Regions from separate parts of the Homo sapiens genome. Here region 2 is linked to region 1. Evidence: chromatin loops called from intact Hi-C (ENCODE). Cell type or tissue: gastrocnemius medialis. All regions are shown on one strand. Each heading gives the region's core, and the rest is flanking DNA. Links, peaks and the distances in the headings are about the cores only. Region 1 overlaps ASPSCR1 (ASPSCR1 tether for SLC2A4, UBX domain containing). Region 2 overlaps FASN (fatty acid synthase).

Region 1 (13,076 bases), core at 3,780-11,779:
CAAGTCGGGCCAGGATCCCCAGCAGGAGCAGGAGCAGGAGCGGGAGCGGGATCCCCAGCAGGAGCAGGAGCGGGAGCGGGTAAAAGGGGCTCTAGGCCTTGGGACTTGGGGGTGTCCTTTCTCCTGATGTGTAGCCCTGCGTGGCTTTAGCTGGTCAGCCTGGTGGCGTGGCCGTGATGCGGGCAGAGGAACCCAAACGCGCAGAGGAACCCAAACGCGGGGCTCTGGACAGGAGCCTTCTGACTTCGCCCAGGAAGGAATTTAGGGGTAAGCAGGTGGTAGAGAAAGTAGCTTTACTGAGACGGTGGCTGTGTCTGCTCCGGGATGAGGCCGTGTCCGCTCCGGGATGAGGCCGTGTGGGCTCCGGGATGAGGCCGTGTTGGCTCCATGACAAGGCGGCAACTGTGTCAGCTCCGTGTTGGCTCCGTGATGTGTGGCACAGAGCAGGGCCGCCCTGGGGTGGTGCATGGAGGGCAGCAGCTCAGGGCATGGCCGTGGTCACATTTACATCCACTCAACTACATGCACGTTAAGGGGTGGGGCATTCAGAAATCTCTAGAAAAGGGGTGGTAACTTCCGGGTTATGGCCAGGGAAGGGGGAGCTGGTGAACGCATCAGCCAGTCTTCAATCTGGTCTGGAATCAAGCCCCACCTCCTACCTGAGCAGGGTCACTGGGCTTGTTCTTAGCTTCTCAGGCAAATGATTTTTTTTTTTCTGGGTTTTTTTTTTTTTTTTTTTGAGACAGAGTCTCACTGTGTCCCTAGGTGGGCGTACAGTGGCGCGATCTCGGCTCACTGCAGCCTCTGCCACCCAAGTTCAAGTGATTACTCCTGCCTCAGCCTCCCGAGTAGCTGGGACTACAAGCGCGCACCACCAAGCCCAGCTAATTTTTTTGTATTTTTAGTAGAGACAGGGTTTTACCATGTTGTCCAGGATGGTCTCAATCTCTTGACCTTGTGATCCACCCACCTCGGCCTCCCAAAGTGCTGGGATTACAGGCGTGAGCCACCGCGCCCAGCTCTTTTTTCTGGTTTTAAACCACCTTTACTGAGGCACCCACTTTTTTTTTTTTTTTGAGATGGAGTTTTGCTTCTGTCGCCCAGGCTGGAGTGTGGTGGCGCACTTTCGGCTCACTGTAACCTCCACCTCCCGGGTTCAAGCGATTCTCCTGCCTCAGCCTCCCAAGTAGCTGGGACTACAGGCGTGTGCCACCACGCCCAGCTAATTTTTGTATTTTTAGTAGAGACGGGGTTTCACCATGTTGGCCAGGCTGGTCTCGAACTCCTGACCTCAGGTGATCCGCCCGCCTCAGCCTCCCAAAGTGCTGGGATTACAGGCTTGAGCCACCGCGCCCAGCCTAATTTATTTTTATTTTTATTTTTCATAAAGACGAGGTCTCTCTCTGTTGCCCAGGCTGGTCTCGAATTCCTGGGCTCAAGCGATCTTCTTATCTCAGCCACCCAAAATGCTGGGATTACAATTGTGAGCCACCTCACCAGGCCTGAAAGTTACTTTTTATAATATTGTGGATAGTATCATGCTTCCTGTTACATCTTTGACTGGCTGACTCCTTGCTAGTTCTAGTGGCGTCTTGGTTTCTGTCGGGGCCTCTGCAGACCTTTCCCTTTGTCCTCTCATCGTTTTTCTTCCTGTGTTGCAGCGAATGGGCCTCTGGTGCTTTTGGATCGTGGCGATCTTAGTAGACATCCTTCCTTGTCTTGATCGTAACAGGAATTACTAGTCATTTCTCTGCCAAGGATGATGTGTGCTATAAAAAGCCTTTATCAAGCAGAGAAAGTTACTATTCCTAACTTTCTGACATTTAAAAAAATCTTAAGTGGGTGTTGAACCGTTTCAGTGTTTTCAGCATCAATGGAGATGACCGTATGCTTTATTTTATTGGCTTGTGCATGTGTGTTCATAAGTGAGACAGACTTTTTTTCCTTGCTCTGTCTTCATCCAGTTTGGGAATCGAATTTCACCTGGCTCACAAGGGAGCTGGGCAGTGGCCCCTCTTTTCTGGGTTCTGGAAGTTCTCCGAAGGTTATGGCCACTGCTCACTGCAGACTACACCCACCACTGGGGCACTGGGCCCTTGGCGGGGAGTGCATGCAGGCAGGCGGCCAGGTGCTGACCTCCGAGCATGCCTGTGTGTGGCTGTGGCCTGACCCTCTCCCTCACGCCTCCCCCCAACCGTGGGGACCTCGTGTCTGTGGGGTCCCTGGCCCTGTGGCTGACTTTTCCTTTGTCCCTGTCCTGACCCCGCATCAGAGCCCTGCACCTGGGCTGCTGAAACCTGACTTCCTCAGCTTCCTCACCTGCAGAACTAAGGTGTTCGTGGCATTTATGGGTTTTGTGCCAAAAGAGGCAGACTGGGGGACTGTCATGCGGCTTTCGGTGACAGGGATGGGAGGAGGCTGTTTCCCAGCCCCTGTGTCCCCTGAGGGCCAGGCTGCCAGCTGCCAGCCACAGCCCAGGGGCCAGGTCAGAGCTTCTTGAGCTCCTGCTGACGTAGTGGGCCTGGAAGGCCCCCATGCCTCCATCTCCTGTGGACATTTAAAATATTTGTGTCTGGGCCTGTGGCATGGTGGCTCACACCTGTAATCCCAGCAGTTTGGGAGACCGAGGTGGGCAGATCACCTGAGGTCAGGAGTTTGAGACCAGCCTGGACAACATGGCAAAACCCTGTCTCTACCAAAAATACAAAAATTAGCTGGGTGTGGTGGCAGGTGCCTGTAATCCCAGCTACTCGGGAGACTGAGGCAGGAGAATCTCTTGAACCCGGGAGGCGGAGGTTGCAGTGAGCCGAGATCGTGCCACTGCACTCCAGCCCGGGTGACAGAGTGAAACTCCATCTCAAAAAAAAAAAAAAAAAAGAAAACAAGAAGTGGCCAGGAGGGCTCTGTGCACATGGCCCCGGCCTCGGCTGTCCCCTGGGCACTCGTGCTACGTGTCCCGGAACTCAGGTGAGGTCAGGAGTTTGCTTCCTCCTCCTCTGGCCACTTCTGAGTGAAGCAACCTCATGCCTCCCTCTTGCCTCCCGGCCACACACCTGGGAGGGCAGAGGCCGGGCGTCTGCACCGTGTTGGATGTGGGGGCTCCCATCTAGCCCGGCGTCAGGGTCCAGCCCCTCTGTTTTCTGTCCCCCTGGCTGTCCTGGGACTGTTCCTGTTGAGTGGACAAGGGAGTGGGGAGTGAGGGTGTTGGGTCCATTCTAGGACTATGATGGTGTTGGCACCCCATCCTCCCTCTGGGAACTCTGCCAAACTCTGCACTGTGACACCTGAGTCCCCATGAAGCGCTCGTGCCCCTCGACCCGTGTGCTCCGGGTGAGCAGGGGCTGACCCCCTCTAGGCCTGCTCTTGTGGGGACCCCTCAGTGTGAGAGACACAGTGGCTGTCATGTTCCCCCATTCTAGAGGCGTGGGCCTCAGCCCCTTCCCTCCGTGACCAGGGCGGGTCTTGTCTGCAGAGCGTGGGGCGTGGAGCATGGGGCTCGCAGCCCAGAGTAGTGCCCGCCCGTGCTCGCCCGTCGGGAGGCGCTGTTGGGGTGGGGTCTTGGCTGGCAGGAGGGGTCCAGGGGAGGGAGCGTGTGCCTGGCCTGCATGGCGTGCTGAGGGCCTTTGATCTGGGACTTGGGCAGCTGATTGATGGAGGGCGTCCTGCCTGCCCCGCGCCTCCCATCGCCGCCAGCCGCACACGCAGAGGGCCCGGGGCCACATGCCGCTGCTGGGTCCCTTTCAGTGATGGGGGGAGGGGAGAAGGGAACAAAACAGAACTTTTTTGGGGAACTTCAAAGGTACACTTTAGTAAGCAAAAAGAGTTTCCAAGTTTCCCATTAATGTTTTGCCTGTGTGTGGTTTTTGGACTTAAATAAAGAGTCAGAAGGAAGAGACAGGATAAAATACAGGCAGGTCCTCGGCCGAGACCCGGGGTGGTTCACAGACCCGGGCGGTTCCTGCCTTTGATGTCAGGCATTAATTATTAGAAGGTAGTTTTACTGGCGATCAGAACCGGGCGCTGGGAGAGGCTGGGGCTGCCCGGCGCCCCCTGGCCCTGTCTTTGAAGTGCCTCCACTGGCTGGGAGGCTGCCCTGCAGCCCTGTGCTGGGCTGGGACGCCAGTCCCAGCAGACGCCCCCCACAACTCGGCCTCCCGGCAGCTGGCACGAGGGCCGCTCCTGATCAAAGGCTGGGTCTGCCCGCACGGGCTGGCGGCTGCTGCCCTGCCTGCCCCTCCCGCCTCGGGGGTGAACCTTGCTCCTGGAGCCGGGGCCTGGGGTTTCCTCAGCACCCCTGCTCACACCCGGCCCTCTGTGGCTGACAGCCGGTGTGGGACTCGTGGGGCGGGGAGGAGCCTGTCCCAGGGTTTTGGGGGTAAACCAGCGGGGAGGAGGCTGGGCCTGGAGCGGGTCATGCACTGGGCGTGGTGAATACACCCTGCCTGGGACCCCCGTGTGCCTGGCAGGGCAGGTGCTGTTGACCCTGGGCAGTAGGTATTGGGCCAGGGGCTCCTGCCCCTGGACCCTGACGCCGGGCTAGACAGGAGCCCCCACATCCGACGCGGTGCAGACTCCCATCCCTGCGGCCAGCACAGTCAGTGGCCAGGGTGGCCCAGGTCCCTGCTATGCCTCATGGGTGTCTGAGGACAACCCTGGGCTCTGAGGCTGTCCCTAGGGGCACAGCCTGTGGCCTTGATTGGAATGGCCACCAAGCGTGGCTGGCAGATGGCTCAGCGACTTTGCAGGTGGCTGGCTGAGTCCCGGCTGTTTAGAAGCCTGGTGACTGACAGGCGCTTGTGTTTTGGTGAGGAACCCCGGGGGGTAGGGGGTGGATGCTCGCCACTGGGGCTGTGGGGAGAACTGGGAGTGTGGGGCTCCGTACTGGGCGAGTCGGCTGCTGCAGGGCGCAGACCCCACTGGCCCCTTCTGGCCTGGACTCTCCTCCCCGTTGGGCCCAAGATCCCCTGGTTGGGATTGTTCCAGGAACTCAGGTCAGGGGCCCCGTCAGCCCTTCCCGGGCTCCCCCAGGAGCAGCCTCCAGACTCTGCCCTGCGGATGACCCCCCTCACCAAACTGCTTTTCCTGCCTGTCCGGGGGTGTTGGTGCGCTTTATCCACAGTGACACACGCCTGCCACACCGTAACGTGCCCAGCTCCAGACGGGCTCATGGTCAGCCCAGGCTGCAGCAGTCCTGAATCCTGTTCTTATTTTTCTTTTCTTTTTTTTTTCTTTTTCCTTTTTTTTTTTTTTTTTTTTTTGAGACACAGTCTCGCTCTCTTGCCCAGGCAGGAGTGCAGGGGCACAATTACGGCTCACAGCAGTCATGACCTTCCATCTCAGCCTCCCGAGTAGCTGGGACTGCAGGTGTGAGCCACTGCACCTGGCCTCTTTTCATCTTCTAAAGTATTTTTCTTTTTAAAATTAAAAAGTGATTTTTTTTTCTTATGAGTACCTCATGCTTTATATTTTCATCTTTTCATTTTCATTTTATTTTATTTTATTTATTTTTTTGAGACAGTCTCGCGCTGTCACCCAGGCTGGAGTACAATGGCACGATCTCGGCTCACTGCAACCTTCCCCTCCCAGTTCAAGTAATTTTTCTGCCTCAGCCTCCCGAGTAGCTGGGATTGATTACAGGTGTCTGCCACCTGTAATTTCTGTGTTCTTTGTAGAGAAGGGGTTTTGCCATGTTGGTCAGGCTGGTCTCGCACTCCTGACCTCAGGTGATCCACTTGCATCGGCCTCCCAAAGTGCTGGGATTACAGGTGTGAGCCTCTGTGCCCAGCCTATTTTTATTTTTATTTTTATTTTTTGAGACAGAGTCTCACTCTGTTGCCCAGGCTGGAGTGCGGTGGCATGATCTCAGCTCACTGCAACCTCCACCTCCCGGGTTCAAGTGATTCTGCTGCCTCAGCCTCCTGAGTAGCTAAGAGGCGCCTGCCACCATGCCCGGCTAATTTTTGTATTTTTAGTAGAGATGGGGTTTTACCATGTTTGTCAGGCTGATCTCAAATTCCTGACCTCAGGTGATCTGCCTGCTTTGGCCTCCCAAATTGTTAGGATTACAGGCGTGAGCCACCGCGCCCGGCCTGTTTTCATCTTTTTAAAATAACTTTTTTTTTTTCGAGACAGGGTCTGTCTATGTTGCCTAGCCTGGAGTGTGGTGGTGCGATCTCTGCTCACTGCAACCTCCACCTCCTGGGTTCAAGCGATTTTCGTGTCTCAGCCTCCTGAATAGCTGGGATTACAGGTGCCCGTTTAGTAGAGATGGAGTTTTCATCATGTTGACAGGCTGCTCTTGAACTCCTGACCTTAGGTGGTCTGCCGGCCTTGGCCTCCGAAAGAGCTGGCATTACAGGCGTGAGCCACCGTGCCCAGCCTAAAATAACTTTTCTTGGCTGGGTACAGTGGCTCGCACCTATAATCACAGCACTTCGGGAGACCGAGCTGGGAGGATCTCTTGAGCCTAGGGGTTTTAGACCAGCCTGGGCAACATAACGAGACCCCATCTCTACAAAGGAAATTTAAAAATTAGTAGGGCGTGATGGTGTGTGCCTGTAGCCCCAGCTACTTGGGAGGCTGAGACGGGAGGATTGCCTGAGCCTGAGAGATCAAGACTGCAGTGAGCTGAGATTGCACTGCTGCACTCCAGCCTGGGCAACAGAGCGAGACGCTGTCTCAAAACAGAAACATCTCTGCTTTGGGCCTTCCTTGTTGGCCTCTCCCCAGCCATGTGGCCACTCGCTGGCAGGCCCGGGCCATGAGCATCGGTGCGGATGCTGTGCTCAGCCTGGGGGCGGCGCCGTCTCCTCTGGGTGGGATTCGAGGCCTGATGCCTCTGCCTGGTGCAGGAGGGATGTTGTGCTGAGGGTGTTCCCCGTGCTTTGGATGTAAAATTTGGGCATGGAGTTTGTGGTGTCTTCAGAGGCAGTCCCGCCTGCGTCCTTTGTGCATGCCTGTCCACGCCGGTCGCAGCGGTCTCCCCACAGAGCCCGCGCCCACGCCCTGGCACAGCCTCTCCTGCTGTGCACGTCCCAGGCCTTTGATGGCGTCCACGTGCTCCGCCGCCTGCCTCCGAGGGTGGCCGGGGCGCTGAGTAACTCGGGAGGTTTGGCCCGTGTCTGGCGTAGTGATTCATTGAAGCTCAGAGCCTCCAGGGGAAACTCCACACTCCCTCTCACCGGAGCCCTGGCGGGGCAGGCCGGGCCGAGACGGTGGGAGGGAGGGAGGCCGGGAGGGAAAAACACAAACCCTCAGAGACGCTGGAAACTCTGAGGTTGGGGCCACCTCCGAATGGGTTCACATTTTTCCTCTGTGTGTCATCACATCCTGGAAAATTACTGTCAAGAAAAGGAGACCTCTGGGCAGTGTCCCGGCCTGTGTGCATGCCCCTGGCGCCCTCACCCTGCAGCCCCCAGCCTCCCTCCCCTCGGTTTCCCAGCTCAGCGGCCCAGGGATGCCCCAGCACTGTCTGCTGTGAGGCCGCGCGCCCGCAGGGCTGCCCCCGGCATCCCGGACAGCGTCCCTGTCCTTAGTCCTGCCCGTCCTTTCTGGCCTTTCTCCGGCCCCCTTCCAGTTTCGGGGCATCTGGATAAATGGTTAGCATCATTGTGGTCCGGTCCTTGGCGGCCCTCCTGGAGGCCGGGACCTGGGGGTCCACCGGGGGCCTGGGTTTGCAGGAGACAGGAAGGGGCTAAAGGGGCAGAAGCATGCAGGGGCTTCACCTGCAGGAGGAGTCGGGTCTTTCACAGCTGCCCGGCCACCCTCGGAGCCTGAGAGGCCATCACACCTTTCCCTCATGGTGCCAGCTGGACCCTCCACGCTCCTTGCCTCCTTGTGTGTCATGTGGCAGCCACAGGCACCCCCACCCTGTGGCGCATTTTGAGCTTCTGGGGAGCTCAGCACACACAGCCCCTGTGAAAGTGCAGTGCCGGCTGCTGGACCCTGCTGTGCCCCCGGCATCACCCCTGTCCTCTGAGACCTCTGACTCTGCCCAGCAAGAGGGGCAGGGTCGGGAAGAAGGGAGTGTGGGGCCTTTGGAAGCCGGGCCCAGGCAGTGAGGCGGAAACCAGGCTGGGCTCAGCATGGCGAGCTCCTCCTGGTGAAGGCACTGGTGTCCGGGGGCATCAGCGGCACAGAGAAGGTTCTGGGCTCCATCTCCTGAACCTGTCTGGAAGAGCCCAGCTGCTCCCATGGACCTGCGACCTGCTGCCCGGGGCCGGGGGTCTGGGCCTCTTTGCATCGGCTCAGGGGAGGCCATCCGTGGCTGGGCGAGGGTCAGCTGCCATTTGGATGCCCCGGCAGCCGTGGGGCTCTCGCCTCTGCCAGAGCAGGCAGCTTCCGAGGTGGCAAGGGCTTTGGGGAGCAGCGGGAGGCCTGGGGGTGCCGAGTGTTCCGGAAATATTGCTGGTTCTTCTGGGGCAGTCCTGGCCCGCTGGGCAGAGCAGAACACGGCCTCTGCTCAGTGGCAGGGTGGGGCGCCGGGGTGGCGGAAACATGAGGCCGCGTGAAGTGGGCATCAGTTGGGCCCTGGGGTTTGGTCTCGGAGGCCTGCGGGGCAGTGGTCCCCCGGCTCTTGCTGCCCTGCGGTTCAGTTCCTCCTGCTGCAGCGCCTGTGTGCCCCGTGGGTCGGCAGGTCTCGTGAGAGGCCTCATCTGAGACAGGAAGCCCCACGCAGGCTTCTGGAAGGCTCCTCCTGGCTCTCAGCCACCCCGTTGGCTGAGTGAGACTGACCCCAGCAGCTTCCTGAGGCGTGGCAAGGCCCCCAGGGACACCTGGCGGCCACACACCTGGGGGACCCCACCAAGGCTGAGACCCAGGTTGGGGCCCCCTGCACTGCTGAGGTTTGGGCCTCATTCCCCGCTGGCCCTCCGTCTGCTTGGGAGCTTTCCAGGTGGGGATGTTTGTAGGGACAGTGGTATGGCATCCAGTTGCCTCCTCCCTGAAACCTTCAACCCGAACCTCACTCAGCACAGAGAATTGGGGGCCAGACCACGGCGGACGGAGGCGTCCTGCTGACACAGCCCCTGTCGGGATGTGGGAAGGGGCGGAGGCACAGCTCCAGCCCCAGCGTGACCGTGTGTGTGGGAAAACCGTCCGGGTACTTGGGGACAGCAGGGACATTTCCAGTGTGGGTGTGTGAGAGCCACCTCCCCCATGCGGTGGGCCCTGGTGTGATGCTGGCAGCTGGGACAAGAGTCCTTCTCTCAGCAGATGCTGCTGTGCTCCTGGGGCACAGTCTGTGGTTTTCTTTTGTGTGCATGTCCATGCTTGGGTGTTGTGTGCATGTCCTTGCGTGTGCGTGTCCTTGCGTGTGCACGTGTGTGCTTGGGGGCGTGTGTGTGTCCTTGCGGGTACACATGCGTGCTTGGGGTGTGTGTGCATGTCCTTGTGGGTGCACGTGTGTGCACGGGTGTGTGTGTGTGCGTCCTTGCATGTGCACAGGTGTGTGTGTGTGTGTGTGTCCTTGCGGGTGCATGTGCATGCTTGGGGGGCGTGTGCGTGTCCTTGCGGGTGCACGTGCGTGTTTGGGGGTGTGTGTGTGTCCTTGCGGGTGCACGTGTGCTTGGGTGCATGCAGGTGTGTGTGTATATGCATGTCTGTGTGTGCACATATGTGCATGCATGTTTGCCCCAGAGCGGAAGGAAAGTGAATGCAGCCGAATGATCACATCTGCATGAGGGGTGTTCACTGTTGTGTCTGCCCATCTTTCTGTGGGCTGAAATATTTCAAAATAAGAAATTGAGGGGAAAGAGAAAGGAGGGTGCTTGTCTCTCTCCTTGCCTCCTGCTCCTCCTCCCTGTGTTGGAGGCTCCAGGACGCCTCACCCCCGGTTGACGTCATTTTTGGCCTGCACAGGCAGCCCGTTTCTTTTCTCCTGGCACCGGCGAGGAGGCTGGGGAGGGGGGACGGGAATTCCCCCAGGGGCCAGGCCTTGACTGCCCTGCAGGGCCCTCGCTGTCGCTTTTTTCCCTCACAGTGTCTCATCCCTCAACCTCTGTTTTCCATCCAAAGGCATCTCTGTGAATCCACCTGGCGCGGGAGCGGCGCTGATGCCACAAATGCGGGCCAGACTGCTGGGCAGAGCTCACCAGTCAACAGGGCTGGGTGTGGCTGGGGCAGCCCTGAGACCCCAGGCCCTGCCGCTGTGGCTCCCCCTTCCTGGCCCCTCTTCTCTGTGGGACAGAAAGTCTCTCCTGGGGAAGGCTCGGAGCTGAGCTGATGGGTGTTTGAAGTTTCTCCACACACAGGGTCCCCTGGCATCTCCCTCTGTCATTTGGTGGCCAAGTGACATTTCCCAGCAGCCCTACTGCAGACGCCATATGTTCTCGGGGTGACTCAGGTGGCCTGGGCCCTTCTGGTAGCCGCTTATCCAGCCTGACCCCAGGCTCCAGCGAGGCTGCTCCGGATCGGGGCTGCTCTGCCCAGGTGAAGGGCGGGTGTGGGAGGTTTCCGTAGAGGCCGCTCTCCCCTGCTACCACGGCCCCGTGTGGGACCCTGGGTCTGTCTGACAGACAGAGGCTTCCTGAGCCAGGCCCTTGGGATGACGGGTAGGAATCTAGGGTGGATCCACAGGAATTAGAGATTTTTTCAGTTTTGTTTTCCAAATGAAGTCAACAGCCCCCTAGCAGCGTGATGCTGATGGTCCTGTCCCCTATGGCCCCCATCCTGGAGGCACCCTGGTGTGGGCTGTGGGCCTGGGGGTCCTTGGCACTGTCCAGTATGCGGACGTGGCAGCAGCCCACATTTCCCCCAGTGACCACCAGGCTGTGCCCTGGACGTGGCCGCCTGAGCACGGCATGTCCTGGGGCCCCGTCTGGTGGTCAGGCTCAGTACGAGCCCATCAGGGGTACTCTGCCCGCCTGGGAAGACAGTGTGGCTTCTGGGGGCTCCTCCAGGGAGGCTCTGGACCAGGCTGCAGAGGATGCCAACCTGCCACAGGCTGGCCTGGCCGCTCATGGACATGGCGGCTCCTGGCCCAGGGTCTCTCCCCCGGGAACCCAGGCGTGCTCGCGGCCCTCTGGAATGCAGGCGCTGGGGCTGTGGGGGGCCGCCTGGCGCCTGGCATCTTGTTATAAAAAGCTCTGGCGCAGGCTGCTCTCAGTGGCTGCAGGATGGTTGTGGCTTTGGAAGGGCAGCCCCCAGGGGCCTTGGTCAGCCACCTGTGGGCCCCACTGCCGAGCCGTGGTCAGCCCTCACTGGCTGCCCTGCCATGACGCTGCTGAGGTCAGTGCAGCTCCCGCCAGACTCCCGTGACAAGTCATAACAGAGCCACATGCTGGGTGGCTGCAGGGCCCTGTCGCCCACAGCAGTCGAGGTCTCAGGTGTGTCCGGAGGGCAGCCCTGGAGACACCTGGGACAGGCGTACCTCTGGCAGGCGCACCCTGGCTGTCACCCAGTGTGGGCATGGTGGGGGTGCTGGAATGCTGTGTAGGGCAGGAGGCAGCAGCCCGTGGCTGGGTGGGAGACTGCAGGGTAGACGGGACGGGACCAGGAGGGTTGTTCGCAGGGACTGCCAAGCCATCCCCAGGTGTCGAGAGTGTGAGGTAGGAGTGGGAGCCCAGAGCCGGCTCCAGGCCACCCCAACTCCCGACAGCTCTCGGCTGTTCTGTGTGAGGGGGGACGGGGCCGAGTGTGGGTCGGCGCAGTGCTGAGGTGTCCCACGTACCCCAGCACTGTGCTGAATGCATTGAAATCACTGCCCAGGGCTCCGCGAGCTGCACGGCCCGGCTTTGTCAATTTCATTGCTGTTGATGCCAATTAGGGGTGACGCTGTCCCTCCCGCATCCCAGGGTGGGCAGAGGGAGGGGCCGGCTTGTTCCCTGGGGGCAGGCGTGCATGGATTCAGCCTGGCCATGGAGCTGTGGCCAAGAGGGCAGCGGGGGCAGCTGGACTGGGGTTTTTGCCGACGCTCTAATTTGGCGGCTGTCGCCACCCCTCCCCCCCATGGAGACCCTGACGTGGCCTGAGCCAGACTCCAGGGGCCATGTGCCCTGCTGGGGAGCAGGGGCTCAGCATCAGGTCTGGTGCACTGACTGGGAGAGGGGGGTCTCCAGCCCTGGACAGGCTCTGAGTGGGGTGGGGTCCCCCAGCTGCTGTGCCCAGCCCTGCCCCCAGGACCTGGCCTTGGCCCTGCGCTGGCCGGGGCCAGGGAGGGAGTGGGCCCAGCTCCCAAGTCTGTGTGACCACCTCGGCTGGGGCACTGACAGCCCGGGGTGCGGAGGGCCCAGCCCGTGACACCCGCCGTCAGCCGCGCCCTCTGCCTCCAGCCCGTGGACCGGGAGCCCGTGGACCGGGAGCCGGTGGTGTGCCACCCCGACCTGGAGGAGCGGCTGCAGGCCTGGCCAGCGGAGCTGCCTGATGAGTTCTTTGAGCTGACGGTGGACGACGTGAGAAGACGCTTGGCCCAGCTCAAGAGTGAGCGGTGGGTGCCCCCTCAGTGCCTCCCGGCATCTTCGCGCCAGGGTTTGCCCCATCGGGTGCTTGTGCTGCCCGCTGTCCCCAGTGCCAGCACTGGCTCCCGGCCCAGGTCCCTGACAGGCTGCCCTTAACAGGACCTCAGAGGGTTGGGGCCCAGGGAGGGGCGTCCAGACCTTCCTGCCTTGTGTGGGGAGAGCAGCCCACTCCCACCCTGGAGGGTGCAGGTGAGGAGCCCGGGGCCTGTTGCCAGGGCCCCCATTCTGACCAGAAGCCCTGTTCCTTCCCCTCCTCACCACAGGAAGCGCCTGGAAGAAGCCCCCTTGGTGACCAAGGCCTTCAGGGAGGCGCAGATAAAGGAGAAGCTGGAGCGCTACCCAAAGGTCTGCAGACAGGATGTGGGGGCGACTGAGGCACAGCTCTGAGGGGGCCCCCCGTGAGGTCTGTGGACGGGATGGGGCGACTGAGGCACAGCTCTGAGCGGGCCCCCTGTGAGGTCTGTGGACAGGACGTGGTGGCGACTGAGGCACAGCTCTGAGCGGGCCCCCTGTGAGGTCTGTGGATGGGACGTGGGGGCGACTGAGGTACAGCTCTGAGGGGGCCCCCTGTGAGGTCTGTGGATGGGACGTGGGGGCGACTGAGGCACAGCTCTGAGCAGG
Region 2 (15,750 bases), core at 3,788-11,787, 70 kb after region 1:
GAGTGCGGTGGCGTGATCTCGGCTCACTGCAACCTCCATCTCCCAGGTTCAAGCGATTCTCCTCCCTCAGCTTCCCAAATAACTGGGATTACAGGCACCCACCAACACACCCAGCTAATTTTAGTATTTTTAGTAGAGATGGGGGTTTCACCATGTTGGCCAGGCTGGTCTCGAACTCCTGACATCAGGTGATCCGCTGGCCTCCCAAAGTGCTGGGATTACAGGCGTGAGCCACCGCAGCTAGCCGCTATGTTCATCTTACATATATTGATTGATGTCTCATGTCTCCCTAAAATGTATAAAACCAAGCTGTGCCCCAACCACCTCAGGCACATGTTGTCAGGACCTCCTGAGGCTGTGCCATGGGCATGTCCTCAACCTTGGCAAAATAAACCTTCTAAATTAACTGAGACCTGTCTCAGATTTTCTGCATTCACAGATAGAACAGCCTTGGTGGTCTTCAGAGGTGGCCAGATGTCCCTGGTGGACTGCAAGGTTGGGTGCACACTAAGGAAAGACAGGCGAGGGCCCCAGCTGTCCACCGCCCTGGCTGAACGTGAGGCTTTGTACAAGCAAAAAGTAAAAGCCAAGTCCAAATTGTAAAAACTACCTGAATTCCAAATGCAGCCACAACCCACACACAGCGCCATCAGCAGAGGCTGGAGGCCCTACTGGTTCAGAATATTTAAGCACAGTATCGAACCAGTAATTGTAAAAGGTAAAAGATTTTTTTTTTAAGACAGAGTCTCGCTCTGTCACCCAGGCTGGAGGGCGGTGGCACGATCTCTGCTCACTGCAAGCTCCACCTCCCAGGTTCAAGCGATTCTCCTGCCTCAGCCTCCCGAGTAGCTGGGACTACAGGTGCCCGCCACCACACCCGGCTAATTTTTTGTATTTTTAGTAGAGATGGGGTTTCACCATTAGCCAGGATGGTTTCGATCTCCTGACCTCATGATCTGCCCATCTCGACCTCCTAAAATGCTGGGATTACAGGCATGAGCCACCACGCCCAGCCCAGATCATATGAATCTTTTGCCTTTTAGCCGGGCGCGGCGGCTCATGCCTGTAATCTCAGCACTTTGGGAGGCCGAGACGGGCGGATCATGAGGTCAGGAGATCGGGACCATCCTGGCTAACATGGTGAAACCCCGTCTCCACTAAAAATACGAAAAAAATTAGCCGGGCATGGTGGCGGGCGCCTATAGTCCCAGCTACTCGGGAGGCTGAGGCAGGAGAATGGCATGAACCCAGGAGGCGGAGCTTGCAGTGAGCCGAGATGGCACCACTGCACTCCAGCCTGGGCGACAGAGCGAGACTCCGTCTCAACATAAATAAATAAATAATAAAAATATAACTTATGGTGTATAACTTGTAACTATAAAGAGGTTATAATATATAGAGACATATAATTATATGAAAAATGCAGCAAAAAGGAAGAGGGAAGGGAATTATATTGGAGCAAAGTTTCTGTGTTTTACTGGAATTAAGTATTAATCTGAAGAAGATTGTGATAAATTACGATGCTTGTTGAAATCCCCATAGTAATCATAAGAAAATAAATACATTATATAGGCCAGGCACGGTGGCTCACGCCTGTAATCCCAGCACTTTGGGAGGCCGAGACGGGCGGATCATGAGGTCAGGAGATCAAGACCATCTTGGCTAACATGATGAAACGCCGTCTCTACTAAAAATACAAAACAATTAGCCAGGCGTGGTGGCGGTCCCCTGTAGTCCCAGCTACTTGAGAGGCGGAGGCAGGAGAATGGCGGGAACCTGGGAGGCTGAGCTTGCAGTGAGCGGAGACTGCGCCACTGCACTCCAGCCTGGATGACAGAGCGAGACTCTGTCTCAAAAAAAAAAAAAAAAAAGAAAATACATTATATTATATATAAAAGAAATTAAAATGGTACAGTGGAAAATATCCATTTAACACAACAAAGGCAATAGCAGAACAGAGAAATAAAAAAATACATACGAAATACATAATTTTTGTAAAAATACAGAAATTAGCCAGGCATAGGGCTAATTTAGTAGAAACCCCATCTCTACTAAAAGTACAAAAATTAGCCGGATGTGGTGGCGTGAGCCTGTAACCCCAGCTACTGGGGAGGCTGAGGCAGGAGAATCGCTTGAACCCAGGAGGGGGAGGTTGCAGTGAGCTGAGATAGCACCACTACACTCCAGTCAGGGTGACAGAGCAAGACTCTGCCTCAAACAAAACAAAACAAAAACTAAACAAAGAAAAAAAACTAGTGGCATATGTAAATCTAACTGTATCAATAATACCATTAAACGGTAATGAACACTCCAAGTAAAAGGCCAAGATTTTCGGAGTGGGTTAAGAAATAAACAAGATCCAACTATATGCTCTTTACATTCAATATACCTTATTTTTTTATTTTATTTATCTTTTTGAGATGGAGTTTCCCTCTTGTTGCCCAGGCTGGAGTGCAATGGCGCAGTCTTGGCTCACTACAACCTCCAACTCCTGGGTTCAAGAGATCCTCCTGCCTCAGCCTCCCAAGTAGCTGGGATTACAGGCACCCACCACTATGTCTGGCTAATTTTTGTCTTTTTAGTAGAGATGGGGTTTCACCATGTTGGCCAGGCTGATGTCGAACTCCTGACCTCAGGTTTTCTGCCCGCCTTGGCCTCCCAAAGTGCTGGGATTACAGGTGTGAGCTACCTCACCTGGCCACAATCTACACACTTTAGACTCAAAGACACAAACCGGTTGAAAGTGAAAATACGAGAAAAGATATACCATATAAACGGCACCCAAAAGAGAACTGGAGGCTGGGCGCAGGGGCTCATGCCTGTAATCACAGCACTTTGGGAGGCTGAGGCTGGCGGATCATGAGGTCAGGAGATCGAGACCATCCTGGCTAACACGGTGAAACCCCGTCTCTACTAAAAATACAAAAAATTAGCTGGGCGTGGTGGTGGGCGCCTGTAGTCCCGGCTACTCGGGGAGGCTGAGGCAGGAGAATGGCGTGAACCCGGGAGGCGGAGCTTGTAGTGAAGTAAGCCAAGATCGTGCCACTGCACTCCAGCCTGGGCGACAGAGCGAGACTCCGTCTCAAAAAAAAAAGAGAACGGGAATGGTTATACTAATGTCAGACAAAATAGATATGAAGATAAAATATATCACTAGAGACACATACAGACTCTTTTTCTTTCTTTCTTTCTTTCTTTCTTTCTTTCTTTCTTTCTTTTTTTTTTTTTTGAGGCAGGGTCTCGCTCTGTCACCTAGGCTAGAGTGCAGTGATGTGAACATGGCTTCACTGTAGCATCAACTTCCTGCATTCAAGCAGTCCTCCTGCCTCAGCCTGTCAAGTAGCTGGGACCATAGATACACATCACCATGTCCAGCTAATTTTTTTGTTTTTTGTAGAAATGAGGGTCTCACTTTGTCACCCAGAGTGGTCTCAAACTCCTGGGCTCAAGCCATCCTCCTACCTTTACCTCCCAAAGTGCTGGGATTACAGGTGTAAGCCACTGCACCCAGCCCATACCGATATTTTATGATGATAAACATGTCCATTCATTAGTAAGATGTAACAATTAGAAACACATAAGCACCAAACAATAGAGCCCCCAAATTAATAATGAAAAGAGTGAAAAAAAAGAAGGGAGAAATAGACAATTTAACAATAATAGTTGAAGATTTCAGTACCTTACTCTCAATAATGAAATAGGACAACTAGACAAGAAACTGGCAAAGATGTAGGAGATTTGAGAAACACTATCAATCAATCTGACTTGACAGACATTTATGGAACACTTCACCCATGGCTACACCATATACTAGGCCATTAAAGAAGACACAATAAAACATTTTCCCTCCAGCCTGGGCAACAGAGTGAGACTTCATCTCAAAAAAAAATTAAAATTAAAATAATTGGAAAGCTATTCTCTAGCCACAGTGGAATTAAATTAGAAATCAGGCCACACACACTGGCTCATGCCTATAATCCCAGCAGTTTGGGAGACTGAGGTGGGAGGATTGCTTGAGTCCAGGAGTTTGAGATCAGCCTGGGCAATAGAGTGAGACCTCAGCTCTACAAAAAAAAAGTTAAAAATTAGTTGAGTGTGTTGGCATGTGCTTGAATCACAGCTACTTGGGAGGCTGAGATGGGAGGATGTTTTGAGCCCAGGAGGCAGGGGTTGCAGTGAGCTGAGATTGCACCACTGCACTCCAGCCTGGGCAACAGAATGAGACCATGTCTAAATAAATAAATAAGAAACAAACAAAAATAGAAATTTGAGGTATGCACAAATACTTGAAAATTAATAACACACTTCTGAGTAACCCATGGGTCAAAGAAGAAACCAAAAGGAAAATTTAAAAATATTTTGAAGTTAATGCAAATGAAAACACATTTCAAAATATGTGGGATGCAATAAAGCAGTTCCTAAAAGGAAAATTTTGGCTGGGTGCAGTGGCTCATGTCTGTAATCCCAGCACTTTGGGAGGCTGAGGCAGGTGAATCACCTGAGGTCAGGAATTTGAGACCAGCCTGGCCAACATGGTGAAACCCCGTCTCTACTAAAAATACAAAAATTAGCCGGGTGTGGTGGCGGGTGCCTGTAATCCCAGCTACTAGGGAGGCCGAGGCAGGAGAATCACTTGAACCCAGGAGATGGAGGCTGCAGTGAGCTGAGATCATGCCACTGCTTTCCAGACTGGGCGACAGAGCGAGACTCCATCTCGAAAAAACAAAGGAAAGTTTTAACTATCAACACCCATGTTAGAAAAGAAAAAAGATCTCAAATCAATAATTTATGCTTTTTTTTTTTTTTTTTTTTTCCTGAGATGGAGTTTTGCTCTTACGCTCTTACTGCCCAAGCTGGAGTGCAATGGCAGGAGGAGGAGGTTGCAGTGAGCCGACGTCGCACCACTGCACTCCAGCCTGGGCGACAGAGTGAGACTCTGTCTCAAAAAAAAAAAAAAAAAAAAAAAAAAGAAAGAAAGAAAGGGCAGAAATGTCCCTATTTGCACAAACTATGGATACATAAAAAAACATGGATGGTTCTCAAAGTTATGCTGAGTGAAACAGAAAGGCCAATCTCAAGAGGTATATATGATTCAATTTATATAATGCTCTCGGAATAATAGAATTACAAAGATGGGAAACGTCACCAGGCCCCTGGCTTGGGGTGCCTTCCTTCCCCATGATGGGACACCTGCCTTTGGATTTTGCCTTCTCACCCCTCCAGGCGATGGAGGTGATGGGCTGGGGGGCCACAGCCAGGCTGGGTTGACCCTCGGAACTGGCCAAGCTTCCAAGACCCTCTCTTTATCATGAAGTCTGCTTTTTCCATTAACAATATAATTACACCTGCTTTTTAATTCTTACTGTTTTCTTGGATTTTTTTTTTTTTGAGATGGAGTCTCACTCTGTCTCCCAGATTGGAGTGCAGTGGCGCGATCTCAGCTCACTGCAAGCTCCTCCTCCCAGGTTCACGCCATTCTCCTGCCTCAGCCTCCCGAGTAGCTGGGACTACAGGCGCCTGCCACCACGCCTGGCTAATTTTTTTTTTTTTTGTATTTTTAGTAGAGACAGGGTTTCACCGTGTTCTTTAGGATGGTCTCGATCTCCTGACTTCGTGATCCACCCGCCTCGGCCTCCCAAAGTGCTGGGATTACTGGCGTGAGCCACCACGCCCGGCCAAATAGTATTGTTTTAGTGTTCTATTTTATATCCTCTATTGGCTTCTTAGTGATTCTTCATTGTATTGCTTTGTAGTTGTTCTAGGGCTACTCAACATATATCCTAAGTTTTCCAAATGTCTTTAGAATTAATATCATACAATTCATACCGGACACTTCCCTCTTTCTATCATACTTCCAGCTGCAGAAATGTAATAAATGTATGAGTATAGTTTCCTTGAGCCCTCGGTGACATACATTTCCTTGTTCCTTGTTGACGTATATTTTACAGCTACAAGAGTTACAAAGGCCACCCTACAAAACTTTTTTTGTACAGTGGTGCAGTCATGGTTCACCGCAGCCTTGACCTCCCAGGCTCAAGCGATCCTCCCATCTCAGCCTCCCAGGTAGCTGAGACCACAGGCAAGCACCGCCATACCCAGCTAATTTAAATTTTTTTTTGTGGAGAAGGGATTTCATCATGTTGCCCAGGCTGGTCTGGAACTCCTGGGCTCAAGCAGTCCTCCTGCCTTGGCCTCCCAAAGTGTTGGGATTACAGGCGTGAGCCACCATGCCCAGCCGGATGTGATGTTTTGATTGTTTTTTTTTTTTGAGACAGGGTCTGGCTCTGTTGCCCAGGCTGGAGTGCAGTGGCATGATCTTAACTCACTGCAACGTCTACCTCCTGGACTGAAGCGATCCTCCCACCTCAGCATCCCAAGTAGCTGGGACTACGGGCACGCACCACCACACCTGGCTAATTTTTGTATTTTTTGTAGAGATGGGTTTCACCATGTTGCTCAGGCTTGTCTTGAACTCTTGAGCTCAAGTGATCCACCTGCCTCGACCTCCCAGGCGTGAGCCATTGCACCCAGCCAATTTGATGTATGTTTAACTCATTACTGCTATGATTCATTTTGACGCTCGAATCGTCCTAGATTTGGCCGGTGCAAGCCCCTGCATGCAGTCTGGCTCTTGTGTTCACATCACTGTTTTTGTTGTTTTTGTTTTCTGAGCGCTTCCTCGTTTTCTGTACTTTCCCTCCCCCAACCCTGGAATCAAGCATGTTTTGTAGGGAGCCCTGGTTTTGTCAGTGGTAGTGGTGTTTAGAGACCACGATTTTAGTAACAGGTGTCCTCATTACTTTGGGGCTATTGTTATTTTCAGGCTTTTTTAGCAGACCAAATTTAAAATGACGTTAATACAGATATGCACACATGTGCATGCGTATATCGTTTTAAAGGCATGCGTGTACTGATGACTGATGCCTTCAGTTACAGTCCATCACCTCCGCTATCTTCTCTTTCTCCCATTCTGTATTTCTCTTCTGTCCCATTTACAATACATCTTCTAAAAAAGATCAAGATTTGGCTGGGGGCGGTGGCTCATGCCTGTAATCCCAGCACTTTGGGAGGCCAAGGTGGGCAGATCACCTGAGGTCAGGAGTTCGAGACCAGCCTGACTAACATGGTGAAACCCCATCTCTACTAAAAATACAAAAATTAGCTGGGCATGGTGGCAGGCACCTGTAATCCCAGCTACTCAGGAGGCTGAGGCACAAGAATTGCTTGAACCCGGGAGTCAAGGTTTGCAGTGAGCCAAAATGGCACCAGTGCACTCCAGCCTAGGTGACAGCGAGACTCTGTCTCGAAAAAAAAAAACAACAAAAAAAAAACTAGATGTTTTTGGAATTCTTTCTATCTTTAGAACATGCCCACGGAAGGTGGTTCAGGTTTTCTCTTCCGTGTGGTTACCACATCAGTTTAATGTGCAGTTTGGTTCATTTGTTTCTGTTTATCCTCAACTTTAGTTTTGTCCCCGTTTGTAGATTTAATTTTTTTTCACATATATAAGCTGAGGGTTAGGGTTAGTTTTGACTTTCCAAAACATCAAAACTGTATTGAAAGGCATATCAGAGAAAGGTCCCTTTTACTACTATTTCTTCGACTCCTTTCCACTCACACTGGACTTATCCTTCCTGTGTTTCTTTCTGCAAAAATAAGGACACACACACATACATACTCTTATTTCTCCTTATCTTTTTTGTTTGTTTGTTTTCTTTTTGAGATGGAGTCTTGCTCTGTTGCCCAGGCTGGAGTGCAGTGGTGCAATCTCGGCTCACTGGAAGCTCCACCTCTTGGGTTCAAGTGATTCTCCTGCCTCAGCCTCCTGAGTGGCTGGGATTACAGGTGCCCGCCACCACGCCTGGCTAATTTTTGTATTTTTAATAGAGATGGGATTTCACCATGTTGGTCAGGCTGGTCTGGAACTCCTGACCTCATGATCCACCCACCTCAGCCTCCCAAAGTGCTGGGATAACAGGCGTGAGCCACCGTGCTGGCCTCTCCTTATTTTTTGTTTGTTATTTTTATATTTTATTTCTTAATTCTTTTTTTTTTTGAGATGGAGTCTCCCTTTGTCGCCCAGGCTGGAGTGCAATGGTGTGATCTCGGCTCACTGCAACCTTCGCCTTACAGGTTCAAGCAATTCTCCCACCTCAGCCTCTTGAGTAGCTGGGATTATAGGTACCCGCCACCATGCCCGACTAATTTTTGTATTTTGTAGAGACGGGGTTTCACCATGTTCGCCAGGCTGGTCTTGGACTCCTGACCTCAGGTGATCCACCCACCTCGGCCTCCCAAAGTGCTGGGATTACAGGCATGAACCACCACCCCCGGCCCATTACTTTTTGTAGAGATGAGGTCTTGCCGTTTTGCCCAGGCTGGTTTCAGACACCTGGTCTCTCTTTTTTTTTTTTTTTGAGACGGAGTCTCGCTCTGTCGCCCAGGCTGGAGTGCAGTGGTGCGATCTTGGCTCACTGCAAGCTCCACCTCCCGGGTTCACGCCATTCTCCTGCCTCAGCCTCCCGAGCAGCTGGGTCTACAGGCACCGGCCACCACGCCCGGCTAATTTTTTGTATTTTTAGTAGAGACCGGGTTTCACTGTGTTAGCCAGGATGGTCTCGATCTCCTGACCTCGTGATCCGCCCGCCTCGGCCTGCCGAAGTGCTGGCATTACAGGCGTGAGCCACCGCGCCCGGCCTATAATAAGTACTTTAATGTCTTTGGCTGCTGATTCCAACATCAGTGTCCGGCCAGGGTCGGTTTTGATTGATTTTCTCTCCCTGTGGGTCTTGTTTTCCTGCTTCTTTGGCTGCTAATTTTTCACTAGTTGCCCCAGGGATTGTGAATTTTACCTAAATATTTTTGGGCTTTGTTCTGGGATGGAGTAAGTTTACTTGGAAACAATTTGAGGCCAGGCACAGTGGCTCACACCTTTAATCCCAGCACTTTGGGAGACCAAGGTGGGCAGATCACCTGAGGTCAGGAGTTTGAGACCAGCCTGGCCAACATGGTGAAACCCCATCTCTACTAAAAATGCGAAAATTAGCCGGGCGTGGTGACGCGTGCCTATAATCGTAGCTACTCGGGAGGCTGAGGCAGGAGAATGGCTTGAACCTGGGAGGTGGAGGTTACAGTGAGCTGAGATTGCGCCACCGAACTCCAGCCTGGGAGACAGAGCAAGATTCCGTCTCAAAAGAAAAAAAAAATTTATGCTTTGGGGTCTTGTTTGTAAGATTTTTGTTTTGTTTTAGGTGTACCAGCGCTAACTAGTAACCAGCTAATAGATCTTGGGCCTTGAGACACACCCATCTGAGTATTCAATGTCTCACGAATTCTGAGGTTTTCTAGTCTGGTTGGTAGGAACAGGCACTGGTTTCCAGACCTGTGCAGTATCTGGCACTGTTCCGTCTAATCCTCCTGCTGGTTTCCTGCTCGCACGCATTGAAGGTGCTTGGCCTGGTGCTCACAGGAGAGCCCCCGTAGCCTCCTGCCTGGCGGTCCCGGGACAGCCCCTGCACCCCGCCACTGTCTGCCAGCTCCCCCCGGGTGCTCTGTCCTGCAATCCTCAGCCTCATTTTCCCCCCGGACTCTCAGCTCCACTTCCTCAACTCGGGGGGTCTGCTGGACTCCACCTCTCACTGTGCCCGGCCTGGAAGCTGCCAGGCAGAAGGCTGAGGTTACCCTAGGGCTCCTGGCACCTTGTTCCCACCCAGGGGTCACCGTCCTTCTTTGGCGGAGGCCTGGTATCCCCACAGCCAGCACCTCCTGTCCTTTGCCTGGATTTTCAGCTGTTTCCGGTGGGAGGGTGAATCCAGGCCTCGCTACTCTCTGGATCAGAACTCCAATTCGTTACATTAATTTTCATTTTAATTCGAAAGAAAAAATAACTGAAGTGAAGATAATTGTGTGACTTAAGGTAACTGTATCTTCATAACAAAGATACGTGGTTTCTCTTAGGTCTCCCTGAAGCTCATTTGCAACTTGGATGCACCTCAGGCCCATCAGAGCGCCTCCTCCCCTGGCAGCAGCTGAGCCAGGAACTTCAGAGACCCCTGGACACCACATTCCGGTACCGGAGAGCCGGGAGAAGCAGGAGGGGTGACAAGAGCCCATGTGCTGGGCACTACCCGCCTTGCCCTGCAGGGCCTGAGGCTGTGGAGCTAAAGCAGTTTAGTTCTGAGGCCACCCCCAGATAGGCCTGTGAGCCTCTGTCCTCCCTGGTGGCCCTGAGCCTGTGTGCACGGCTGGGGTGGGAGTGGCCGGAGGAGGGGTGGAGAGAGGCCAGAGGGGACCACGGCTGAAGGGAGCAGCTGCCTAGTGTTGGGGGACCGCAGGAGGGGTGTGGCTGAGCCTCGCTCCGATGCCCGCCTGCTGTCCACACTCACGCCTGGACACTGCCCACCTGCAGCCGCTGCACCAGGCCCACCCCCCCAGCAGGGCCCGTGGTGTTCACTGTAGTCCTGGCCCACTACCCTGCCCTGGGAGATGGCCCCTGCGCCCACCCCTCCCCTGCCTCTCCAGCAGGGGCTCTCCCAGCCCCCCACCCACCTCTGTGCCTTGGCACTCACACTGAAAGGGCCTCTTCTGTGGGCATGCTGTGCCTTCCGGAACCCCGGGCTGGCCTGCTTTGCCCATTCCCGAAATCCAATCCTGGCTCTCGCTCCTGCCCATGCCTCTACCCCAAGCTCATGTCCACCCAGCGGCCCCCCGCACAGCCACCCGTGGGGTGCTGCCCTTATGGGTCCTGGAGGCTGTGTCCACCCCACCCCTCGATGCCGGGGGTCCAGGTGCCCAGGGCTCCCTGTCCCTTGCTCCCTCCCAGCCTCCACTCCTTTGCCTAAACCCAAGTCTTCTGGGTCAACCTGGCCAGCCAGTGGCGCTATTGACACCGTCTTGGTGAGGCTGTGACGGCATCTTTGGCAGGGCGAATGCCTGCAATCCACTGACTTCAAGCAAATACTATTCTCCACGAGGGGCCTCTCCTCAGCTGAAGCCAACTTCCCAGTGTCTGTACCTCCTACACGTTTCTCACTGGTGGTGTTTCTTGGCCAGAGCCTCGGTACCCCCCCCCCCGCCAGTCCCAGCGCTTTCCCGGGAAGCCCGGGGCTGCCACGCGGGCTCCTTCCTCACTCCCCGGCCCAGCCCCGGCTCTGGGACATGGCCTAGGGGTGTGTGGGAACTGGGGACCAGAGGACAGAGGGCATCCCCTTCACGGCCCCGTGACTGGGTGGGGTGGAGCTGGAGAGCTTGCAGCTGCCAGGTCAGGGAGGAGGGAAGAAAGGACGGTGGTGGAGATCACATGCGGTTTAATTGTGGGAGGCTGAGAGCAGCATTTTTACCAAATTGGTGTAAAAATGAAACGGGGTCCAGACGTGTACACTGACAGTTACAGTAAATTTCAAAATCCAAGCAGCAATTTGAATCATTTCTTGAAAAACAAACACAGACAAACACCAAACATGGAGTTGGTGCCCGGCGCCGGGCATAAGGGCAGCACCCCACGGGTGGCTGTGCGGGGGGCCGCTGGGTGTGGCCGGGCCCTGTGTGCCTGTGCAGGGGCCCAGCTCCTCGGGGACTGGCCCACGACCCCCCACTCAGCGGGCTGAGCCAATGCCTGGCCGAGAGGGGGCCGCAGCCAGCAGGCTTGGGTGGCTGCCCGCGCCCGCAGGGGACATCGGGGAAATGGGGGCAGAGTGCGGGACCCACACGCTGCCTGAGGAGTCTTGGCAGGGTGGACAGGCCTGGGGGTCTCTACCAGCAATGCAATAAATATGCAAATCCAAGCACAGAAAGACCAAGCGCAGACCCCACGGGCGCACGAGGCCCAGCCCAGTTCCTGCGGGCACGGGCACCACCGGCTCTTCACAGACCAGGAGTCTCCAAGTCGGCAGCTCTGGTGTCCCCGAGGTGCCGTGGGAGGCGGCGGGTGGGTGGGACATGCCTAACACCTACATCTAGCAGCCTCGGGGGGCAGTGGCACTGGGCCGGACAGGGTCCCACCGGCAGGACCCTTCAATCCCGTTGCATGGCGGGGGTGGGGTGGGGTGGGGTGGGGATGGTGGAGTGACCTCCGGTGGCAGGCGGGGGCACGGGCCTAGCCCTCCCGCACGCTCACGCGTGGCTCAGCCAGGGAGCTGTGGATGATGCTGATGATGGACTCCAGGCCGCTGCCCTCCAGCAGCGTGCGGTGGTCACCCTCGATGACGTGGACGGATACTTTCCCGTCGCATACCTGCAGGGGATGCGATCAGCTGCCGTCCCACCCCACTCCTGTCCCTGTCCCCGTTCCCGTCAGGCCCCTTGCGCACCTGGGAGAGGTTGTAGTCCGCGCCCAGGTCCTCGCCGTAGGCGCCACCCGTCTTGGCGCGCAGTAGCATCACGTTGCCATGGTACTTGGCCTTGGGTGTGTACTGCTCAGCGGCACGCAGCTTGTAGTAGAAGGACCGGGCCGCAAAGCTCAGCTCCTGGCGGTCCAGGCCCTGGTGGCTCTTGATGATCAGGTCCACGGCGGCTGCCACACGCTCCTCTAGGCCCTTCAGCGGCAGCAGCGCCTCCAGCACCTGTGGGGTCGGGCTCTGAGCAGGTGCTGGCAGCACCCACAGCACCGGCCTGCCCTGTGCTACACTGCGGGTGGGCTTTTTTTTTTTGAGACGAGTTTCATTTTTGTTACCCAGGCTAGATGGAGTGGGGCGATCTCAGCTCACCGCAACCTCCACCTACCCGGTTCAAGCGATTCTCCTCCCTCCGCAACCTCCACCTACCCGGTTCAAGCGATTCTCCTCCCGAGTAGGTGGGACTATAGGTGAGTGCCACCATGCCTGGCTAATTTTTGTATTTTTAGTAGAGAAGGGGTTTCTCCACGTTGGTCAGGCTGGTCTCGAACTCCCGACCTCAGGTAATCTGCCCGCCTTAGCCTCCCAAAGTGCCGGGATTACAGGCATGAGCAACCGCATCCGGCCGGGATCGGCTATTAAAGGGGTGAAGTTGGGGGGCCTTTAACGCTCTTCGCGTCCCATCCCATCCTTCCCTTCCCCCTTCCGTTCCTGCCCAGTACTCTGGGTCCTGCGGCCTCAGGGGTGTCCAGGACCCACCCTGTTGTGCTCCATGTCCGTGAACTGCTGCACGAAGAAGCATATGGCCTCCGTCTCAGCCTCAGCCTCACAGCCTGGGGTCAGCTTTGCCCGGTAGCTCTGAGAGGAAGGAGGGACTGCTGAGCAGATGGAAGGGGCGGGGCCTCCTAAGCGACGGTCCCCCAAAGCCAGGGCACAGGTGGGGAGCCCAGACGTTTGCCGTAGGCCTCTAGGACCAGCCTGGCTCTCACCTGGGTGTAGGCCAGTACGTAGGTGGGCGAGCCGTCGAACAGGAAGAGGCTGTTGTGGGTGGGGGCTGGGCTCTGCTGGGCCTGCAGCTGGGAGCACATTTCAAAGGCCACGCAGGCCCCGTAGGAGTAGCCGGCCACGCGGTAGGGGCCCTCGGGCTGCACCTGCCTGATGCAGTCGATGTAGTAGGCAGCCAGGCTGTGGATGCTGTCAAGGGGCGCAGCTGCAATGGCAGTGCCGGGCACTCAGCATGTGCAGGCGGCAGCCACGGGCCCCGTGATGGCCAGCACTGACCACCGCTTCCAGAGGAGGGCCCGGGAGTACCTCGGGTGCACTGCAGGCCATAGGTGGGGATGCTGAGCCGGGAGGCCAGGCTGTGGAACACGGTGGTGGAGCCCTCGATTGGGTGCACCAGGAACAGGGGCCGCTCCGAGCTCTGCACGGAGTTGAGCCGCATCAGGGTGGGGCCCTCCGGGTTCACCAGCAGGGAGCGCAGGTTCAGCTGAGTCTGCTGCTGGGCCAGACCATCCTCCTTGGGCGTGGGGCATGCCAGCTCTGTGAAGACAGGGGCAGATGCCAGGCTGGTCTGGGTGCAGAGCCCTGGCACCCACGCAAGGACACACAGACACGCACGCAGGTCCCCACGGTGCTACGTCAGGTGGGAGTCGGGGTGGGAACGCTCAGAATGGCACCCGTGACGAAGGGCGGTATGCCTGCCGGGACACGGTCCAGACAACAAGGAGGAAGGGCTGGGGAGGCCCGGGGACCCCACTCCCGCCTGGCCACCCACACGCACCGCTGGCCTCATCCGCCTTTGAGGACAGCTCCTGCAGTTTCCGGAGCGTGAGTTGCCGCACCTCGCGCACGGACAGCACCAGGTTGAGCTCACGCTCCAGCGTCTGGCGCACCTCCACGCTCATGAGCGAGTCCAGGCCCAGGTCCGCCAGTGAGCTGTCCAGGTTGACAGCAGCCAAGTCGCGGATGCCTGGAAGGGATGCGCCGGGTCGGCAACTCCAGAGGGGGCATGGGGACGGCCTGTATGCGGCAGGGCTGACACCCAGGGGTGCGTGGGCTGTGCATCTCCCAAAGCACCACCACCACAGTGACACCTGCGCCCGCACCCTGGCTCTGCAGATGGGGAAACTGAGGCGCACAGGGGCACGACTGCTATGTCCCAAGACCCTGATGCCAGCAGGGGAAACACCTGGCGCGGCTCCTACTGGGAGTGCTCACCCAGGATGTGTGCCACGGCCTCCACCAGGTCCCGCTGGCTGTCCCTGTCCCTATAGGCCGCAGCCTTCTCAGCCAGCACAAAGCTGCTCAGGACCATGTGGGGCTGGTTCAGGAAGAGGTCCAGCACCTCCAGGCAGGACGCCATGCGCTGGGGCAGCGTGCCACTGACGATCGTGTCGTTGGTGCTCATCGTCTCCACCAAAATGCCCACGTCGCCGATGGCGCCCCACTGCACGGCCAGGCCTGTGGGGGAGGGGGCAGGTGGGCAGAGCTGCGGGGAGGTCGGGGTGGGGAGTGGCCACTGGGAGAGGGTGGGGTGGGCAGGGCTGCGGGGAGAAGGTGGGGGTGGGGAGTGGCCACTGGGAGAGGGCAGGGTGGGCAGGGTCGAGGGGAGAGGGTGGGGCCCACCTGGGAGGCCTTCGTGCCGGCGTTTCTCACAGATACGCTCCATGGCGGAATTGGCAAAGCCGTAGTTGCTCTGTCCCGCATTGCCACGCCCGCAGCTCACAGAGGAGAAGACCACAAAGTAGTCCAGCTCAGGGCACGCCTCTCGGGTCACCCTGTGGGCACGCGTGTCACTCCCCATTGGCCAGCATCCCCAGGAGCCCCCAACGTCCCATCCCCAGGAAACGCCAGAGAGGGCTGTCAACAAACCACCTTGGCTCCCACGGCCCTGAGCCCAGAGCCCGGCAGAGGCGGGAGCAGGGCTGTGCGGTACCCACCTGTCCAGGTTCAGGGTGCCGCTGTACTTGGGCTTGCAGACGTCCTGGAAGAACTCTGGGGTCTGGTTCTCCAGCAAGCCATCTCTCAAGACCTGGGGGAGGCATCCTCAGCACTCCCTGCAGCTCCAGGGCCTCACCCGTCCACCCAGGGTCCCCCCCTTGGTCTTGGGGCTTTTGAGGGCCCCATTTGGGGCCTTCCCTCACCACGGCCAGGTTGAAGACGCCGCCCACGGGCCCAAGCTGCGCCGCCTCGGCAATGAGGCCCCGGGCCCCCTCCAGTGAGCTGATGTTGCTGGTGGACACCTGCACCTGTACGCCCTGGCGCCTCCACCGGCGGACCTGCTTGGCCTGGTAGCCTGCGGGACACAGGACTGTGGGCTGGACTGGGCCAGGGTACGGTCTCTTCCCTACACGCCGGGCTGGGGAAGTGGGGAGCAGCCGCAGAGCCCCATCCAGCAAGCCCCCCACAAGATGGA

The links. Peaks named below come from ENCODE experiments on the same cell type or tissue, not always from the same donor. Only the 100,000 strongest peaks of a DNase experiment are listed, where the experiment ranks them.
Region 2: it touches region 1 in a loop (2.5-fold over the local background); 1 of 110 quality-filtered maps calls a loop at or near these places.

Annotation. Positions count from the first base shown.
Region 1 is chr17:81,996,768-82,009,843 of GRCh38, forward strand. ASPSCR1 (ASPSCR1 tether for SLC2A4, UBX domain containing) reads left to right here. Exons shown (of 16, transcript NM_024083.4): 7 at 1-79; 8 at 12,270-12,424; 9 at 12,719-12,800. Among named protein-coding and RNA genes, the nearest start is that of CENPX, 20 kb to the right of the region's middle. RefSeq lists enhancers at 4,294-4,941, 6,390-6,911, 6,912-7,433, 7,434-7,955, 8,745-9,251 and 1 more. In gastrocnemius medialis, for the core only: no CTCF peak of the experiment used is centred there; DNase peaks (open chromatin) are centred at 4,754, 6,788 and 7,104; H3K4me3 peaks cover 477 bases; H3K27ac peaks cover 550 bases.
Region 2 is chr17:82,067,049-82,082,798 of GRCh38, forward strand. FASN (fatty acid synthase) reads right to left here. Exons shown (of 43, transcript NM_004104.5): 34 at 15,479-15,630; 35 at 15,275-15,366; 36 at 14,961-15,112; 37 at 14,553-14,795; 38 at 14,116-14,304; 39 at 13,644-13,874; 40 at 13,322-13,542; 41 at 13,092-13,190; 42 at 12,309-12,560; 43 at 11,290-12,232. The coding sequence ends at 12,095. Among named protein-coding and RNA genes, the nearest start is that of DUS1L, 9.1 kb to the left of the region's middle. RefSeq lists silencers at 12,351-12,551, 14,111-14,311 and an enhancer at 13,969-14,854. In gastrocnemius medialis, for the core only: no CTCF peak of the experiment used is centred there; no DNase peak of the experiment used is centred there.